Linked DNA regions of Homo sapiens: region 1 is linked to region 2. The links are chromatin loops, found by intact Hi-C in ENCODE. Cell type or tissue: A673. All regions are shown on one strand. Region 1 has its middle 26 kb from the start of FLJ20712. Region 2 overlaps BBS9 (Bardet-Biedl syndrome 9).

Evidence for each region. A loop is a pair of places that touch in the nucleus more often than their neighbours do. Peaks named below come from ENCODE experiments on the same cell type or tissue, not always from the same donor. Only the 100,000 strongest peaks of a DNase experiment are listed, where the experiment ranks them.
Region 1: it touches region 2 in a loop (5-fold over the local background); 6 of 110 quality-filtered maps call a loop at or near these places.

The regions. Positions count from the first base shown.
Region 1 is chr7:33,749,965-33,754,964 of GRCh38, forward strand. No RefSeq gene overlaps it. Among named protein-coding and RNA genes, the nearest start is that of FLJ20712, 26 kb to the left of the region's middle. RefSeq lists an enhancer at 996-2,195. In A673, no CTCF peak of the experiment used is centred here; a DNase peak (open chromatin) is centred at 2,687; H3K27ac peaks cover 343 bases.
Region 2 is chr7:33,331,955-33,336,954 of GRCh38, forward strand. It overlaps BBS9 (Bardet-Biedl syndrome 9), which reads left to right. Exons shown (of 23, transcript NM_198428.3): 10 at 4,487-4,668. Among named protein-coding and RNA genes, the nearest start is that of BBS9, 200 kb to the left of the region's middle. In A673, a CTCF peak has its summit at 2,624 (motif pointing right); no DNase peak of the experiment used is centred here.

The DNA.
Region 1 (5,000 bases), 420 kb after region 2:
TGCTGCAAAGGACCTGATTTCATTCTTGTTTATGGTTGTGTAGTATTCCATGGTGTATATGTACTATATTTCCTTTATCTAATCCATCTTTGATGGGCACCTAGATGGATTCCATGACTTCACTATTGTGAATAGTGCTGTGATGAACATATGAGTGTGTGTGTCCTTTTGGTAGAAAAGTTTATTTTCTTTTGGGTTTATACCCAGTAATGGGATTGATGGGTCAAATGGTAGTTCTGTTTTAAGCTCTTTGAGAAAACTACAAACTACCTTCCACAGTAGCTGGCCTAACTTACATTCCCACCAGCAGTGTTTAAGTGTTCCCTTTTCTTTGCAACCTCCCCAGCCTCTGCTATTTTTTGACTTTTTAATAATAGCCATGCTGACTGGGGTGAGATAGAATCTCATTGTGGTTTTGATTTGCATTTCTGTTATGACTAGTGACAATGAGCATTTTTAAAAATATGTTTCTTGGCCACTTGTATATCTTCTTTTGAGAAGCAGCTGTTCATGTCCTTTGCCCATCTTTTTTTTTTTTTTTTTTTTTTTTTTCTGAGACGGAGTCTTGCTCTGTAGCTCAGGCTGGAGTGCAGAGGTGTGATCTCAGCTAACTGCAACCTCTGCCTCCCAGGTTCAAGCGATTCTATTGCTCCGCCTCCCATGTAGCTGGGATTACAGGTGTGCACAACCATGCCTGGCTACTTTTTGTATTTTTAGTAGAGATGGAGTTTCACTGGATGTTGACCAGGCTGGTCTCGAACTCCTGACCTCAAGTGATCTGCCCACCTTGGCCTCCCAAAATGTTGGGATTACAGGTGTGAGCTACCGCTCCCAGCCTTGCCTGTCTTTTAATGAGGTCATTTGTTTTTTGCTTGCTGATTGAAGTTCCTTACACATTCTGGATAGTAGTCCTTTATTGGATGCATAGTCTGCAAATATTTTCTCTCATTGTGCAGGTTGTCTGTTTACTTTGTTGCTATTTTCTTTTGTTGTGCAGAGCCCTTTAGTATAATTAGGTCCCACTGTTGTTTTTTTGTTTTTCTTACAATTGCTTTTGGGGACTTAGCCATAAGTTCTTTGCCAAGGCTGATGTTGAGTAGGTGAAATCTGCATTATTAACAGTTCCCTAAATTACTCTTATGTGTACAAAGCAGCCTAGACCCTGAGAGATGATTAAATGATCTTCAGAAATTCCATTCTCCTCAGAATAACATTCTGTTCTTTTCTGGAAGACAATAAAAAAGTGGAGAAGCTCAGCCTTACCTACTTCTCTCCCTGAGAACTACTAGGGGAGACCTGGGCACGTATCTTCGAAATGCACGGGCCCCCCTTGCTCTTTGATATCTGATGTTCTGGGAGAACACGTATAGGTTCTGACAATGTTTAAAACCTCCTAGTAGGGGCACAACAGTCTCTGATAACACACACATGCACACACACACACACACACACACACACATGGATTCTAAACATGCAAAAAATTCCTGTAAGGCCTGGTAGATATGATGTCAGAAAGAAAAACAATTGCAATATCTTTTGTGTACTATGTCACAGAACTGCAGCCAGGGAAGGGGTTAACATGTTATTCTCTGCAGGTAAGTTTCCTCTCTCTCTCTCTCTTTCTCAATCCATTCTTTAAAGGGCTGGGTAAATCATTGGTGGAGCTGGGCGGGATAGCAGGCAGAGGGAGGGTGTTCAGGCTGCATTTTAGGGGAAGCTGCAAGGACAATTGGGGCAGGAGGGTCCACAGAGTTACCCAAGGGGAAGAAGGACATTGATCCAGCTGCCTCTGTCTGTGGGGTAGCTTCTCACCATGTTCCCTTCTCTATCAGCTTTTGTCTTCTCTGGACACTAAAAAAACAAACCCAAATATGGTCAAATAGAAGAAAAGGAAGGCAAAGAAAAGGAGGAGGAGGAAAAGGAAAATGAAAGAGAAAAGAAAGAAGAAATTCTTTTAAAAGAAAAAGAAGCTAGAAAGTTACAAGGTGAATAAAATTAAAACACTGCCAGAAAAAAAATGTAAGAAAAACAAAGTATTAGTTGAAAATAAAATTTAAAATGTTTGTAAGATAAGGTACATGTGATAAAATGAATGATATTTAAAATAAAAGATAAGAGGCTTGAAGTTAATAAGATAAAAGTTTAAAAGCATAAGCATAGAGGAGGTAAAATATTAAGATAAAATGCTCATAGATGAAAAGCTGAAAATGTAAATCTACAGTTACACGCCATATTACGATGTTTTATTAAACCACAGGACCACATAGATGATGGTGGGCCCATAAGATTATAATACAGTATTTTTACTCTATCTTTTCTGTGTTTAGATATCTTATACACAAATACTGCTGTGTTACAGTTGCCTACGGTATTCAGTACAGGACCATGCTGTACAGGTCTGTAGTCTAGGAGCACTAGGCCATACCACATAGCCTCGGTGTGTAGGAGGCCCTACCATCTAGGTTGTGTAATGCACTCTGTGATGGTCACAACAACGAAATCACCTAAGGACACATATCTCCAAATATATCCCCATCATTAAGCAATGCGTGACTGTAGATGGGATTAGCAATTAAGTTCAGGAATTCAGGACTAAAAATACTAGGATAAAGATATTAAAACTCTAAGATTTCAAGTGTCATTTAGAGTTGGGTGCTTCAGGAAAATAACAGGTTTCCTGCTGACTCCTGTAGATTTTCTGGTGGCTTCTGTGAAGGCTGAATCCTGGAACCACCCCACTGCCCTACAGCCATGGTGGCAATAGACGCTTTCCTGCTTGCAAGTCTTCCTTCCTTCCTTCCTTCCCTCCCTCCCTTCCTCCTTCCCTCTTTCTTTCTTTTCTTTCTTTCTTTTCTTTTCCTTCCTTCCTTCCTTCCTTCCTTCCTTCCTTCCTTCCTTCCTTCCTTTCTTTCTTTCTCTTTCTTTCTTTCTTTCTTTCTTTCTTTCTTTCTTTCTTTCTTTCTTTCTTTCTTTCTTTCTTTTCTTCTTTCTTCTTTCTTTTTTTTTTTTTCTAGTTAAAGTCTTGCTCTGTTGCCCAGGCTAGAGTCCAGTGGCTCAATCTCGGCTAACTGCAACCTCCACCTGCCGGGTTCAAGCAATGCTCCTGCCTCAGCCTCCCTAGTAGCTGGGATTACAGGCATGTGCCACCACGCCCAGCTAATTTTTGTTTTTTTTTTTTTTTTTTAGTAGAGATGGGGTTTCACCGTGTTGGCCAGGCTGGTCTCGAACTCCTAATCTCCAGTGATCTACCTGCCTTGGCCTCCCAAAGTGCTGGGATTCCAGGTGTAAGCCACTGTGCCTGACCAAGTTTCTTTCTTACCCGTGCCTCCATCACTGGTGTTTGGTTTGGATTAAGAATGTAAGGTTGAGACCCAGAAAAATGACTGAATAAAGCCTATCTCTTTAGCCTATTATCTGCCCCCGTGTGCCTGGGAGTTGAGCCACATCAAGCCACCTGTCAGGACACAGACCTCCCTCCTGCCTCTTTGCCCACTGGGTTCCAATCCGTTTGCTTGGAATGCCATTCCTCCCTTCTTTTGCCTGGCTGGGTTTTACCTACCTGATAAACCTTAGCTCGAGAATCATTTCCCTGGGAAGCCTTTTCTGAGTCTCACCACTGTGCTTTCCCACCCCTAGTTTAGTTTATTTTTCAGCCACATTGCAGAATAATTGTTGATTTGCTTGTCTGCCTTCTCCACAGTACCAAAGATCGGGGACCACTGTATACTAATGGAAAAACAGCAACAGCAATAAAGCACGATCTATCCATTTTCTCATCACATCTTCAATAACCCCACAAAGCAGGCTCTGATAGCCACATTTTATAGATGAAGAAACAAAAACTTATTTATTTATTTCCTTGACAAATCTCCACTGACTTTCCACTATGTGCCTGGCATACAGGGGTTAACTAATCTGCCCAAGGCTGCCCATTTAGAAAACTGCAAAGCCAATCATTGAGCCCAGGCCTATCAGATTCTAAGCCTGTGCTCTCGCCAGGATGCCTTTTCTCCTCAGCACATAGTAGGCACTCAGTAAATATTTGTCAAAGAAGTAAATGGCTACATATGAGAGTAAAGGCCCTGGAAACCCAGCCCTCTTTCTCTGAGATCCTCCTCTAGCAATGGGCTGACAGTGCTACTTGGAGGCACTGCAGTTGCGTCTTTTGATCTTCCATGCATCCTTCTAAAGGAGGTACTGTGTTTTAGGAAGATCCCAAAGGTAAACATACAGGTTGCAATAAAGCTTTCCTGAGAATCTTCTTTTGAAAAAGCAAACAGGACACAGACTCCAGAGTTTTCAAATTATTGTGATTTCTAGGATTCGTTTTTATGGTTTGGGAGTGGAATGTATGGCTTAAGCAAACACAATTAAATCCAAATTACCCGTGGCCACGCAGCCACTGGCTGTCTTTCCGTGTGGGAAAAGGCAGGGCTTTGTAGGGCTAGAAAATATCTGAAAAAAATATGAAGTGACTCTGTCTTTTTTTCTTTCCCTTTTTGTAAATGTTCTTTTAAAACACACCAAATTCCTGAGGAATTTGCTGTTTTATCTGTTTATTTTTTTGATTTGTTAGTGTCCTAGAGCATGAAATCTTATTTAAAAGGCACTGTTCTTTCTTGATATGGATGCCCATGATTTTCATTCTTACTTTCTAAGTCCAAAAATGAAATGCAGTTCTGCCTCATTGGGAGCATTTCTGTATTCTTAAAATGTGCTGGTGTTTTTCCGGCTAAAGATGTTTCAGAAGCAGTGGGTAGGCAATTTGTTGTGATTCATAGTGAATTTATTTATATGGAGAATTTTCTCCAAATTTTAAACACAGTGTACCCTTTGGTACTTCGCGTATGTGCCAAAGTGTCATCTCCATATGACTGGTGCAGGCCATTTGAATAAAGTTCCAGATGGGAATCATTGTTCAAATTATTCCTTTCCCATCATCTAAATACAAATAGCAAAATGGAAAGCCGTTTTCCATTGCTTCCCAAACAATAATAATA
Region 2 (5,000 bases):
TGAAATTCTTATGGAACCAAAAAAGAGCTCGCATAGCCAAAGCAATACTAAGCAAAAAGAACAAATCTAGAGGCATCACATTACCCAACTTCAAATTATACTACAAGGCTGTAGTTACCCAAACAGCATGGTAGTGGTATAAAAACGGGCACATAGACCAATGGAACAGGATAGAGAACCCAGAAATAAAGCCAGACTTCGAGCGAACTGATCTTTGACAAAGCATACAAAAACATAAATTCAGTAAAAGACACCCTATTCAATAAATGGAGCTGGGAAAACTGGCAAGCCACATGTAGAAGAATAAAACTAGATTCTTATCTCCCACCTTATACAAAAATCAACTCAAGATGAATCAAAGACTTAAATCTAAAACCTGAAGTCATAACCAAAAGCCACCTGTACCCCAAAAACTATTGAATTAAAAACAATTAAAAACAAGAGGCCAGGTGTGGGGCTCACGCCTGTAATCCCAGCACTTTGGGAGGCTGAGGCAGGTGGATCACGAGGTCAGGAGTTCGAGACCAGCCTGGCCAAAATGGCAAAACCCCGTCTGTACTAAAAATATAAAAATTAGCTGGGTGTGGTGGCAGGCGCCTGTAATCCCAGCTACTCAGGAGGCTGAGGCAGGAGAATCGCTTGAACCCGGGAGGCAGAGGTTGCAGTGAGCTGAGATCACGCCACTGCATTCCAGCCTGGGCAACAGAGCAAGGCTCCATGTCAAAACAACAACAACAACAACAACAACAACAACAAAAACAAAAAAGAAAAACAAGATTGAAGGCTTTAATGTCCCTAAACAAATTACATACTATATTATCATTCTTGATACAGCTTTTTGAAATTTATTCATTCACCCTTGTTTTGGTGCTATGTGTTTTTTTAAATTGTGGTAAAATACACATAACATAAAATTTACCATTTTAAGCATTTTAAAATGTACAGTTCTGTGGCATTAGGTACATTCATACTGCTGTGCAATCATCACCACTATCCATCTCCAGAACTTTTTCATCTTTACAAGACTGTATCTCTCAACCCCCTCCCCCAGCCCCTGGAAACCACCATTCAACTTTGGGTCTCTACAAATCTGACTACTCTAGGAATCTCATCTAAAAAGAATAGTTTTTAGAGTACACGTGGTTTTTGCTTACATGGATAAGTTCTTTAGTGGTGATTTCTGTGATTTTGGTGCACCTGTCATCGAGAAGTATATACTGTACCCAATATATAGCCTTTTGTCCCTCACCCCTCTCCCAACCATCCCCTCCTGCCAGTCCCCAAAGTCCATGTCATCATTCTTATGCTTTTGCATCTTCATAGCTTAGCTCTCACTTATAAGTGAGAACATACCATATTTGGTTGTCTAAGTTACTTCACTTAGAATAATGGCCTCCTGCTCTATCCAAGTTGCTGCAAAATACATTGTTTCATTCCTTTTTATGGCTGAGTTGTGTTCCATGGTGTGTATACACATTTTCTTTATCCACTCATTGGTTGATGGGCACTTAGGTTGGTTTCATATCTTTGCAAATGACATGAATAGACAATTCTCAAAAGAAGATTTTTTTTTCTTCAGCCAACAAACATATAAAAAAGTGCTCGACATCACTAATCATCAGGGAATGCTACTCAGCCATAAAAATAAACAAACTAAGCTATAATGTCTTTTTTTTTTTGAGACCGAGTCTTGCTGTGTTGCCCAGGCTGGAGTGCAGTGGTCTCGGCTCACTGCAACCTCTGTCTCCTGGGTTTAAGTTATTCTCCTGCCTCAGTCTCCTGAGTAGCTGGGATTGTAGGTGCCTGCCACCCACACCTGGCTAATTTTTGTATTTTTAGTGGAGATGGGATTTCACCACATTGGCCAGGCTGGTTTTGAACTTCTGACCTCAAGCGATCCACCTGCCTCGGCTTTCCAAAATGCTGAGATTACAGGCGTGAGCCACCATCCCCAGCCTATAATGTCTTTTGCAATTGATTTTTTAAAAAGTAAATTGCTTAAGTTCTATAATTACCTTAGCTGTCAAGACATTCTGGTGAAATTTGTTCTTTTGGTGAGGGAAGACCCTGGCTACTCTCTTTACCACTTGAACACGTGAAATACCAGTAAAAAGTGTTTTTAGAGAGTCTGAAGAAATATATGTATTCTCTATTATCCAAACTCTTCCTATTTGAACTCAGAAACTTAATAGGTTCAGATAATTTTTTAGATAAATGGCTTGTATCTAAATTGTTGCCATTTGCTATCTAAATTGATGGAATAAAACTGATTTAGTAATAAACCTTTCAACTCAAAGACCAACTCAATTTAGATAAGGAGGAATACTTGTATTGGGTAATGCTAGCTTTTCTGTATGATGGACTGTTCAAAGGATGAAGATGAAATGGAAATGCCTGTTTGAATTCAAAGAACTGATGAATCTCACATTCTCTGAGAAGCCCCCCCCAGAGGTCTGCGCTTTAGCACCCTAGAGTTGCCTGAGGACTCATTGGGTTCGTAGGGCTTAGTGGGGCTAGCTAGAATGCGGAACAGACTACAGTCACAACTCAGAGGGAAGGGAAGATTTGCTCTCTTGAAATGGGCTTGTCAGAGCTGAAAGTTGGGATTTCCATGGCCACTAGATGGCTTCAGTTACCTGCAAAGAAAGGTTCAAACCCAAAGGTACTCTGGGGTTGCTTTTCATACTTTAAGAAGATCATTCCATTTTTGGACTATTTGTTTTCTGAGGGGTAGATGGCAGAAGCAATTGATAAAACTTAAAGTTTTTGAGGATTATCTAGTCTTACCTTCTCATTTTACATATAAAGAATATTTAGGAAAGCTTTCCCAAGTTGACTGAGCTCTACAGGAGCAGCATCAGAGCCAGACTCAAGTCTCCTGCGTCCTAGTCTAGTTCTTTAGCTGTTGAACCAGTGACAACAATCTATTTTTTATTCCTCTCAAGTAATATGACAGGGTTGCATGTCACTGACTATGCCTGAGTCCTGGAGATGATGTGTATTGGAATGTTGTGTTTAAGGCAGGTGGTGAAGTGGATGCTGGTGACCATCTTATGGGCAGAACTGAGCAATGGTAGTATCTACTCCCAACCCAGTTGAGCTTTTAGATTAATGAAATGACTACCTGCCATGATCCACTGTTGGGGAGTTTTAAACATTTTTGTTCATTCTAAATAATCCTAGACTCTTACATGCCTTATCTGTTATATACTTTATGTCCTTTTCTCTTCTTCAGATGAATAGCAACATTTAAACATCTTCTTTTCTCTCACAATTTTTCTATTTTTGTTTACTTTTAGAGACAAGGTCTTGCTATGTTGCCCAAGCTGGATTCAAACTCCTGGGCTTAAGTGATTCTTTGCCTCTTCAAGTAGCTGGGAGTACAGGCTTGTGCTACTGTGCCCAATTTATTATTTTTGATTAATATCTAACCTTTAGAACCAAGTAGAAAATACTTTAAAAAAAAATCAAAAGTTTCTGTAGAAAACCTAACAAACAAAAGTGAGTCAAACAAATCCATTATGTATCAACTCAAAATGGCTTATCACGATGTTGAATTTTTTTGTTTTTATGGCAAACTTAGGGAGGAAGCAAATACAGTATTCATCTCAGCTACTTTTTATGACATGTTCACAAAAACAACTTTAAAAAAATTGTGTGCTAAAATTATCCTTAATTTATATATTATGGCTAGTTTCTAGAGTAAAACAGACCTCAGGGAGCCTAAGAGAGAAGGAAGAGTGAAAGAATGGGGAATAAAAAAGATAATGAGGATGAGAAGAGTGATAGAGAAAGAGCTAGTAAATGGGACAATTGGCTGCTTCTAGCTAAAAGTGAAGAGAAAGAGAGAACAAACCAGAGGGCCACTTGAATAGGAGAGCGTGTGAAGGAAGCTGTGATGGGAGGACCTGGGAAAGAGGGCAAACATGAATCCTAAGGGTAGAGAGGGAAAAGGATGAGGAAAGACCGGGGGCACTTTTTTTTTCGCAAGACCTCCGATGGCTTCCCACATCAACTTCGTTGGTTTTCTGTCCCCTGGGTTGTCCTGTCTTCACTCCTGTGCCTCCTTCCTGGTCTTCAGCCAGCCAGCAGCCCCGCTCCATCTCTTGGTCCATTGTACCTCCAAAGTGTTGTTCACATGCTTATTACGGAAATGCCAAGTAGTAGCTGGAAGGAGGATTAAAAACAGTACTTAAAATGCTCTTAGAGCAGGATTTGCTTTGTAGTTAGGTCCCCAAAAGTGGTAGCTATTATAATAATTAAGCTTTTTTCCCGGCCTTAGTGGACCTTAACATTGGGAATACTTCTGTAAATACAAATCGTGTTTGAAACATTTGAATTGAGTCTTTGAAGTAAAACTTTAGAAATAGATATATAGTTATTTTCTTAATGGTGTGTTGATGCTGAATTGAGTAAAAATGTAGTTGGTCAAGACTAACTCTACTGAAATTTAAAATTATGTCTCATTTTCTCTTCCTTATTGTAGTGATTTAAAGGGAGTGATAGTCACTCTGAGTGATGATGGTCACTTGCAGTGTTCATACCTGGGGACAGATCCTTCTCTGTTCCAAGCTCCAAACGTTCAATCTCGAGAACTAAACTATGATGAACTTGATGTAGAAATGAAAGAACTTCAGAAAATCATCAAAGATGTTAACAAATCACAAGGTATCTCATTTGCAGCTTTTTATTATTTTAGTATTCATTATGAAATTCATATTATCTTGTAGATAGATATTATTTTGTGTATTTGTTAATTTTCTCCTCTAGGCTTAATTAAAATCATATTTGTAAAAACAGTATTGCTCTTTAGCACACAAGGTCTTTATGTCTACTTTGTATGTTATGGCTTCTGAAAACGTATTTTATTTAAGAAAGTGCTTTTGTTGTTAATGTTTCATGGACAGCACTATCTAGTTTTTTTCTTTACATGCTAAGAAAGGAAGAAGTACTTCTTTGGGTGGTGGTTTTAGGCCTTGAGAAGAGCATTAAAATTTAGA